2 separate regions of the Homo sapiens genome follow, and region 2 is linked to region 1. Evidence: chromatin loops called from intact Hi-C (ENCODE). Cell type or tissue: mammary epithelial cell. All regions are shown on one strand.

What was found. A loop is a pair of places that touch in the nucleus more often than their neighbours do. Peaks named below come from ENCODE experiments on the same cell type or tissue, not always from the same donor. Only the 100,000 strongest peaks of a DNase experiment are listed, where the experiment ranks them.
Region 2: it touches region 1 in a loop (25-fold over the local background); 13 of 110 quality-filtered maps call a loop at or near these places.

What each region holds. Positions count from the first base shown.
Region 1 is chr15:79,182,264-79,187,263 of GRCh38, reverse strand. No RefSeq gene overlaps it. Among named protein-coding and RNA genes, the nearest start is that of MIR184, 25 kb to the left of the region's middle. In mammary epithelial cell, CTCF peaks have their summits at 1,908 (motif pointing left) and 2,693 (motif pointing right); no DNase peak of the experiment used is centred here.
Region 2 is chr15:78,753,979-78,758,978 of GRCh38, reverse strand. It overlaps LOC112268143 (a long non-coding RNA gene), which reads left to right and starts at 1,234. Exons shown (of 2, transcript XR_002957697.1): 1 at 1,234-1,331; 2 at 2,497-3,015. RefSeq lists enhancers at 1,048-1,852, 1,968-2,177, 1,853-2,657. In mammary epithelial cell, a CTCF peak has its summit at 2,577 (motif pointing left); a DNase peak (open chromatin) is centred at 2,039.

The DNA.
Region 1 (5,000 bases):
CAGAACAAGAATGTATCCTGAGCAGAGGACATACTGGCATACAGTCGGTGCTCAGTGAATATATGTGGAACATGTGAATGAATCAACTTCATCGTAATGGACTGTCTTCATAGTCCAATATGGACATAAGATGATTTGGTGGCAGCAGTGACTAGGGGAGGGGAGGCGGAGGGCAGGGACAGGTAGTATCAGACCCAGTCACAATGCTTGTTGAAGTGGTGGTAAGGGGATTGGGAGACTCTCTTCTAGACAGAAATGCGGGGCATGTCCAGGGCCCTGGCTCCCTCAGGTCCCATGTGCAAAAAGAAGCATGACATCCAAAAGCTCGATGGTTTCCCAAATGCCCAGGGAAGCCCCAAGTGCGAAGGCTGGCAGGGAGGTCAAGCCAGGTGAGTGGCGGCAGCCAGTCTCCCCTCAGCTGCCATGGCCGGTGGGCCCGGAGCACAGGGAGGGCAGGCACCAGGCTTGTGCAAACTCCAGCTCTCAGGCAGGTGTGATCCTGTTGTACCGTGTAGGGAGGGGTCCCTGAAAACTGTCAGTCTGAAGGCCCTGGAGGGGAGGTGTGGACTTCCGCATGGGTGATTCCCAAGCCCAGCAACAGAGCAGAGCAGGGTGTGGTCCAGGGAGTGTCAGGGTCAGATTCTGGGTCACCATCACCACCCCAGGAAAAGAGAAATCCAAATAGCAAAAATAAAGAAGAAATGGGCAATTTTAGCTGATGGGGGGCAAATGGAGGTTTCTTGGGGGAAGACAAAGAGGCTGTCTTCAGACCTCCAAACCGAGTCTGAAGGCCAGCTGGGGCAATCGCTGGGGCAATCGCTGGGGCAATCGCTAAATCTGCCTGCTTGGAAGCAGCATCAGCATCCGAGAGCTACCGTGCCTCCAGCCCAGGTCTGAGGTGTGAAGGCCTCCTGAAGCCCTGAGAGCCACTTTTGGGAAACCTCTCCAAATCCTGCACATGCTGCAAGACATGATTAAAACCCAGCCCAGCCATCTACAGGTTTTATGATTTGGGGCAAGTCAGTAAATGTCTCTGAGCCTCAAAGTCTGCAAATATCTAATGGGAGTAATCCAACTTCCCAGGGTTATTGTGAGGATCAGATGAACTCGTTATGGTAAAATACTTAGCACAGTACCTGGCACAGATTAGAGACCCAAGGGCTAATGCCTTTCTCCTCCTCCTTCACCTACTGCTTGATGCTTTGCAGAAAGCAGTGGTTCCGAAAGCAAATGGGGCTTTAAGAGTGAGGGTGGGACAACAAGACCATCTCTGTGGCCTAGAAGAGGCCGCATCATGGGGACTAGCGTCCTCCCAGTTCTGCCAGTTGTTCTTCCTGTCTTTGAAGTTCCCCAGGGACCACGGTGAGCCTATCCAGGCAAGAAAGCCCAGGCAGACTGGGCTCAGTGGCTCACACTTGTAATTCCAGTGTTTCGGAAGGCCAAGGCAGGGGGATCACTGAAGCCCAGGAGTTCGAGGCCAGCCTGGGCAACATAGGGAGACCGCTGTCTCTACAAAAAAAAAAAAATTAAAAAATTAGCTGGGCATGATGGTACACGCCTGTAGTCCCAGCTACTTGGGAGGCTGAAGTGGGAGGATCATTTGAGCCTGGGAGGTGGAGGCTGCAGTGAGCCATGGTCATGCCCCTATACTCCAGCCTAGGCGACAGAGCAAGGCCCTGTCGAAAGAAAGAAAGAAGAAAGAGAGAAACAGGTAGGGAGGGAAGGAGAGAAAGAAGGAGAGAAAGAGGGAGAGAGAGAAAGAAAGAGAGAGAGAAGGAGAGAGAGAGGAAGGAAGGAAGGAAGGAAGGAAGAAGGAAGGAAGGAAGGAAGGAAGGAAGCAAGCAAGCAAGCAAGCAAGCAAGCAAGCAAGCAAGCAAGGAAGGCCGGCCCAGACAGCGCCCTCAGCTGGTGGAGGTTTGCAGAGTTCCAGGGCTCAGCTACCAGCTTCTGGTCCCTACCTGACTCAGGGCTGCTGGGGACTGAGGAGCATCTCCTTGGCCGTCGAATGCATGTACCTGGAGAGCTTTTGCTTTTCATTTTCCTCCGGCCCTCTTAGCACGTCTCCACGCCACTGTCGAGCTGGATGCATCTGCCAAATGTAAATCCTCCGGGTTGTCTGAGTGAACAAGCATTCCAAAGGGGAAGCTCCTAGAATTCCTGGGCCCTGGTTGCCCTCAGAGCTCATCTAGACCAGAGAACGCTTTCAGAGGAACAGCCCTCTCTAAGAAGGCAATTAAAGCTCCACTCTTCCCCTCCAGAACTGCATAATTATACCTTGTACAAACACACACACACACAAAATTCTTAAAATTTCAAGTGTTTCACAGAATTCCCAGCCATGGATCCATAGATCTCAAGTTAAGAACCCTGGATTCACCTAACCCCCTCAGGTTGCAGATGTAGGAGCTGAGGCCCAGAGAGGGGAAAGGACTTGGATGGCCAAGATCACACAGGAGTTAGTGGCAGAGCCAGGGGAATATTTTCAAGCTGCCTCTGATACCTCTCTTGGGCTTCTTGATGCTCCTTTCAGTGTGAGAGCATGAGGAATAGGAGAAGGAGCCTGAAAGCCCTATAATCCTGACAGGCAGCACTCTGGCCGAAGGTGGGATCATTTGCGTAAAAGCTCACATTTGCCTAAACCTGGAGAAATAATAGCAGGGTTTCTCTCCAGCTGCCAGGGCCCTTTCTCACCACCAGGTGGCGCTTGCATCATGCATTAGACTGGAGTTACAGCCAGAAAGCACTTGAAAATAGGGGAGATCTCAGTTCGTCTCCTGATTACAGATGGGGAAACTGAGTCCAAGAGAAAGCAAAGGACTTCTTGAGTTATCCTGGACAATTATCTTCCTTGTCCATGATCCTGTTTCCCTTGTCCAACCACAAGTAAGGCATTTAGACTAGAATCAGTTTCCAACAATGGAACTTTGGGTGTAGCGGAAGTTGCTTGGGGAGGTTTCTTGGGGAAGACACAGAGGCTGTCTTCAGGCCTCCGAGTGAGCAGAGCCTCTGAGCCCCTCACTCTGTGCTGCCACGAGCCCAGCCCCATTTTACCTGTTTGACACACTAAGCTTCAATGTATAATTTCATTCAAACAAAGGGTTATGTGCCTAAAATACTTTGAAAATCCCTGATCAGGAATTCCACACAACTCTACTCTAGGTATCTTTGTGGCTTCAAACACTCAAGTGTTTCCAAACTGGCAAAGGCACATGGTGCTGATAAGAGGAGAGAGGCTGGAGAGACCCCCAGCCAGGAGGGCAGAGCTGGGATTCAAGCCCAGCTGGGATTCAAGCACATCTGACTTCAGATGCGGGCTCCTTCACAGCGTCAGCCATGCACAATAATGGAGCACCTACGTTGCACCAGGGATTAGCCCTGTGTATGTTCAGTGCAGTCACATCTGTTATTTAATCTGCCTCTCCCAACTTTGTCACTGTGTGTAAGGATTACCTCCCCATTTTACAGATGAGAAAACTGAGGCTCAAATGATCTGTTTAAGAGAGAAAAATGAACCAGATTTTCTCACAGATAAGATTATCTTGGTCTTCCAGTCTCTCCAGGGGAATCTAGAAATAAGCAGGAAAACTATGGGTACCCCCAGAGCACCCCTGACCCAGGCCTCTCCTTGTGGTCCACTCACTGCCTCTGTCTCTTGGGTACACATCTCCATCCCTTCATTCATACTCAGCTCCTCCCTCCCTCTTTCCCACTATAGACTCCCTGGACATCCCCAGCCTGATCTCCTTGACACCAGTCAACCTTCCACAGACCCCAGGAAGCCTGACACCTGGATTAGGCAGGAGGCTGCCTGGGACCCAAACCCCTCCCCAATTCACCATGTCTGCAAGCTCACCACTAAGAGTGTCAATATTTGGGGCTGAAGACTTTTCCCATGGTAAAACTAAAACCTCTGGGAAGCCACATATTTTAATCTAAAATTAGACATTTGAATCCCAGAGCGAGTGAGTATCTGATCTTTTCCAGAGAGCAAGGAGAGAAGAAAAAAATTACACAAAGTCTGGGAATTGCGGCTTACACCTTCAATCCCAGTACTTTGGGAGATGAGGTGGGAGGATTGCTTGAGCCCAGGAGCTTGAGACCAGCCTGGGCAACATAGTGAGACCCCATCTCTACAAAAAAATTTTTGAAGAATATCCTGGCATGGTGGCCTACACCTGTAGTCTCAGCCACTCGGGAAGCTGAAGTGGGTGGATCACCTGAGCCCAGGAATTTGAGGTAGCAGTGAGCTATAATCATGCTACTGCACTCCAGCCTGGACAACAGAGCAAGACCTTGTCTCTGAAAAAGAAGGAAGGAAAGAAAGAAAAGAAAGAAAGAGAGAGAGAGAAAGGAAGGAAGGAAGGAAAGAAAGGAAGAGGGAGGAAGGGAGGGAGGGAGAAAAAGAAAGAAAGAAAGAAAAGAAAGAGAGAAAGAAAGGGAAGAAAGAAAGAGAAAGGAAGGAAGGGGAGGGAGGGAGGAAAAGAAAGAAAGAAAGAAAGAAAGAAAGAAAGAAAGAAAGAGAAAGAAAGGAAGGAAGGAAGAAAGAAAGAAAGAAAGAGAAAGAAAGGAAGGAAGGAAGAAAGAAAGAAAGAAAGAGAAAGAAAGGAAGGAAGGAAGAAAAGACAGAAAGAGGAAGGGAGGGAGGGAAGGAGGGAGGGAGGAAGGGAGGAAGGAAGGAAGGAAGGAATGGAGGGAGCGAGGGAGGGAGGGAGGGAAAAAGAAAAGCAAAGAAAAATTACATGAAGATTCCCGGAAGTCAGAGGGGCGGAGGCTGAAGGGAGGCAGTGTGCACAGTGCGGATGCCATGGGCACCAAGGATTGTCATCATTTACCCATGGGGCTCTCTCCCCCAAGACTCCCACATTCTTAAATGTGTGTGTTCAAGGCCAGCCCCCAAGCTGGGTACAGCTAAAGAGATTCACCAGGTAAAGTTCTTGCCCTTGGGGAAGGCAGAAACGAATACACACAATACCACGTGAGCGAGCAATGAGAGAGTTGCC
Region 2 (5,000 bases), 430 kb after region 1:
GGCTGTCTGCAGAGGGTGGGGTTCTGGGGGCAGGAAGGTCTTCCGGGCAGGGGCACGGCTTGGCCCTTACTTGCTGCCTGCCTTCAGCTCAGGCTCCCAGCCTTCCCTGGGGCCCCACTCTGTGGTCCTCAGAGACCTGTTCCACAGGGATTGAGCCCACCATGTCACTTGCAGGGACTGCCCCCTGGAGTGGTGGGGACTGGGGCCCCCATGGGGACCTCCCTGGCCCTGTCTGTTCTATCTGTTGACTCTTCTGCAAAAAGCAGGCAGAGAGGGGAAGAGCAGGCTGGCCAGCTGTGCCCTACTGTGTCCCCACGTGTCCCTTCATCTCTGTGCCCAGAGATAGGGCTGGGCTAATTGTCACTGCCTCAGGTTGGCCCCTTTCCCACCACCAGCCCCAGCTACAGGTTCCTACCACGCTGATCTATGGTCCAGCACCTGGCACCTGCCTACCCACAGCCCCTTCCCCTCCCATAAAATCTAGTCCCATGGAGCCAGACAGTAGTGCCCACAGCAGGGAACAGATGGGCATGAAGGTGCTTTGAAGAGGGTCCTGGCCTGACCAGGGGCGGGAGGCTGGGGAAGGGGCGGACACTGTCCCCCCAGGCCCAGGCCCAGCCCTGGATCCAACCCTGGCCTCTGGCTGTGAGCCTTAGACTCAGCCGTTGACAATTTCTTCCTCAGCCCTCCCCCTGGAAGGTGTTACGCCCCTTCTCCAGGTGGGGGACACTAAGGTTCAGAGAGCTCGCCCTGCAGCCTACAGGGGTCACCTCTCACATTCTACTCTCCAGCGTATGACAACCCTGGACGAAAGGTGAATGTAGCCCTGGAGCCTGCATGTGGCAGCCGCAGCCACTCAGGGCTGGGTATATGCTGGGGATGGAGGGGACACCACTGAAAATCACTCCTGGCTGGGCGCGGTGGCTCACACCTGTAATCCCAGCACTTTGGGAGGCTGAGGCGGGCGGATCACCTGAGGTCAGGAGTTTGAAACCAGCCTGGCCAATGTGGCAAAACCCCATTTCTGCTAAAAATACAAAAATTAGCCAGGTGCGGTGATGGGGACCTGTAATCCCAGCTACTTGGGAGGCTGAGGAAGGAGAATCGCTTGAACCTGGGAGGCGGAGGTTGCAGTGAACTGAGTTCGCACCTTTACACACCAGCCTGGGCGACAGAGCGAGACTCCATCTCACACAAAAAAAATAAAATAAAATTACTCCTTAGGGGCTGAGACCAAGAAACAGTATCAGAGGCTGAACCCCTCGGCGATGAGCGTCTGTCCCAGGACTTGGAAGGGAGGGAGGGAGCATGGCCACGGCAGCTGCCTGCAGGTGCGTGTCCTGCTGCTCCCCAATTCAACATGCTCACCTCATTTCACACCAACAAGCCCGATCCTCAGAGGAGGAACTCAAGGCTCTGAGAGGAAGTACCTGGCCCAAGGGCACATGCCCTGGTGACACAGGCCCATCCTAGGCTCCGACTGCCCACCTCCAAGCTCCAGGCTACCCTGAGCAGGTGGAAGAGGGAGAGGGCCCCAAGCAGGTCCCAGTGGTGGCTTTGCACAGAGAGGGCAGCCTGCCAGAGTTCACGCAGGAAAGCAAGTTGCTGGGCAAGCTAGCGTGAGTCCCAGCCCCGCTGTGCTGCCCGAGGGTGGAGGAGCGTCAGGCGTGCTTCCTGTCTGTCTGCAGCAGCCCGGCTGGCCCAAAGAGACCCTGGGGACCCACGCTCTGAGTCACGGCTTCCCAGGCCTTAGTCAGAACGGCCCCTGGTGGCACTCCCTTCCAAGGGGTGGGGAGCAGGGCCTGTCGACTTGCTCCTGACCCACACACCGAACCAGTCCCTGTCCCAGCTCTGCCGCCGCCGCTCTGCTGCGTGACTCCAGGAACCCCCAGCCTCGCTGAATCCACGTCCCCAGAAGAGAAAAGCCTGCCAGGCCTTGGCCTGCCCTGTCTGGGAATCCTTGATGGAGCCACCCCGAAACACCCCTATGGGAACCCCTTTGGTCTTCATCATTCTTGGGTGTTTTCCACTGATGACTGGGGGTGTCCCCAGTGGCAGCTGGGCCTGAGCTGTCAGCCAAGACGGGAGACAAACAAGCCTGTGACTCAGGCAGGGCATGGCACAGCTGGCGGAAGGAGGCATGCCTGTTCTTTGTGGCTGGGCGGGGGGTTATCCGGACACAGGGAGTCTCCAGCTTCCGGCTTTCCCACCTCGGTGCCCCCAGCCCACACCTGCAGCTTGGCCATGGTTCTTGGGGCCTCCCAAGGCTGCCCCTGCTGGCAAAGGCATCCTGATGCACCCGCCCCAGGGTGAGCCAAGGGCAGAGACACCCAGAAACGCCAGGCTGGAAGGTTGGAGAGCCCCTCCTCGCCCCCCGCAACACCAATAAGCCCTGCCCCACCCTCCAAGCCCTTGGGGTGAGCCCCATCACTAGTGACTATAACTGAATTTCAATGCAGAATATTATACAAATTAGTAGTTTATTTCTTCCTTTAGTATTACAGTTCCAAAACATAACTTGAAGGTCAGCACAGGAGCTGCTGTGATATAAAAGGAGAGAGTCACCTGGCGCCCCCTGCAGTCCTCCAGTTGCCCAGCAGCGGTGGGACGCTCAGTGGCACACACTGGGTCTCTGTATGGCCTCCCACCTGCAAGGACTTCCCCGGGCAGGCCCAGCTGCCCAGAAGCCCCGGAACACACAGGAAGACAACACTATAGGATGGCAGGTGGGGATCTGTGCAATACAAACATGTAGCTAGAAAACCCAACTGAGGATCTGTCTAGAATACTTCCGATATCAATATACCGTAGTTGTTGAAACCAGAACCGTCTCCAGCCGTCAGCAGTCTTGGCGGCTACTGTACAGCTGTCAGCATGACTACAGGCAGCACCCGAGGCTATCTGGGGTAAGAAGTGGGCCTGCACATCACATCGGTGAGTCAGTGAGAGTCAGGGCCAGAGGGAAAAGCAACTCGGAGGCTGAGGCTGGCACAGATACACACAAGGGAGTCACACACATAACATAAGAACTTGTTATATAAAATAGATATGTGGAATCTAGAAACACCTTGAGAAAATAGCCTATAAAAATATAAACTGTAGTGAGAGTGTACAAAAGTATTAACAGAGGTTCAACCCATAAAAAACCCCATCCATTTAAAAGCTGGCAATTCGCAGCAGATGTGGGGAGGGAGCTCCCCTCGGTCCTGGTGCGCGCATTTGGACAGGCCTTTGGGTTTCCCAGCTGGCAGGGTCCCCCTTGCAGGGGCCACGGGCTGGGTGTTGGGGTGAAGGTTCAGAGGAGGAACAGCAGCTTGGGGCAGCCCCTGTCAGAAGGGCCCCCTGCCATGGCAGCCAGTGGAGGCCAGGGACCTTCAGGGCACTGGAGGGGACAGAGCAGCTCTTTCCTCAGTGACCCGAGGGAGGGGAAGTGTTAGCGCAAAAGAGTGGGGCCCACAGTCCTGGAAGGAGGAGTTGGCTCCGTCCCGTTCCCAAACTTTAACCAGGCGGAGCCGCCCTCTCTTGCCTTCTGGACACGCATCACTTGATTCCAGGCAGGAGAACCTCTGAGAAAGTGTCCCCAGTCCCTTTCCTCCAGGAACTCTCCTGCTGTCGCACACACACACTACCCGGCAGCTGCTGACAACTGCCTGGAAACACTAACATACCACCGTGGGTTGCAGCCACGACGGGCCCCTGGTCAGGTGCATCTCTCAGGGCAAACTGGACAACACGAGCCTGTCCCTAAAGGCAGCTCTTAGCCCCAGGACATGGCAGTGTGTGCTGGCATGTTCCAGGGGCCATTGGCTTGGAAAGTAAAACCTAAGGGCAGCTGGTGCTGGCCCACGGGCCCAGCCCCATTCCTGCTGCACCTCCTCAGCAGCCACCCCCCAGGCTGACAGCTGTCGTTTCACGATGGGCTGAGGGGTGGGGTGGGGGGTTTCCAACACTTGATTCGAGCGGACTGCAACGCCCAGCTCACAGGACAACTGAAGGAGTCAGACCTCAAATTGCTGTTCTCAAAGACAATGACAACACCCATTTTTGATGCCTGAAAAGAGGCAAAGGCTTCTGGCTAAATATAGAGGCCAGCTCCGTCTACCCAGTGAAACATTAACCAACTCCGCTAAAGACACGAAGCCGGAGCTCACTCTAGCATGTGCTGAAACACCAACTTTGCCGTGGCATTGCTAGAAAGTTGACAGCAAAAAATAATAGGAAAAAAGTACTTCTTAAAACTGCATTACTTCAATTCTTAGTCTCAGTGTGTTCGTATCAACAGAGGATGGTTTCCAGTTTTTTTCGGGTAATATGAAACATTCCACTGAGACTGTTTCTCCTGTATTTTCATAACACTGTGCCAGAAAACATCCTCTCACATCTACGCATCAGGGATGGTCTAGAGGGATTAAGCAAAAACAAGCTCCTTGCTCAAAGCCTCTCCCCAGCCTTCAGAAAGGCAGTCCTCTGAGTTCCCAGAAACTGCTGTGTCAGAGGCAACAGTGACCCTGCATCCTGGCAGAGAACAAGGATGCTTCCAGGCAGTGGTGGGGTGGGCACACATCTGGGAGAGCTCGCCCAAGCCTGCCCCAAGCAAAAAAGTTTCCCAGCCCCAGGCACTGGCAGCTGGCCTCCTGCACAACCCAGGCAGGTGGAGGAGACACCAGGAGCACTGGCCATCCCCAAGGAGGCCATGGTTTTCAGCTGTCCAAGACCGTTCACACTGCGGCTGCACCACTGCCCTGCAAAGCACCCCCGAAAACATTCCTCCATCCCCTCAACCAAGGCCAGCCCAGGCGTGGGCCTGCTTTGCAATATGACGGTCCACTGTTTACTTGGAATCCCATCCCATCGTACTTGGTGAATGATTTCCACGAGTCAAGAAGGGCATTCCACAGAATCTCATGGAGCCATGTCAGGCATGGGGCAAGCTGGGGACAGAGCAGCCCAGTGATCTGCAAACACAGGCTGGCCATGAGAAGTGAGGGTGGGTGTCTGGG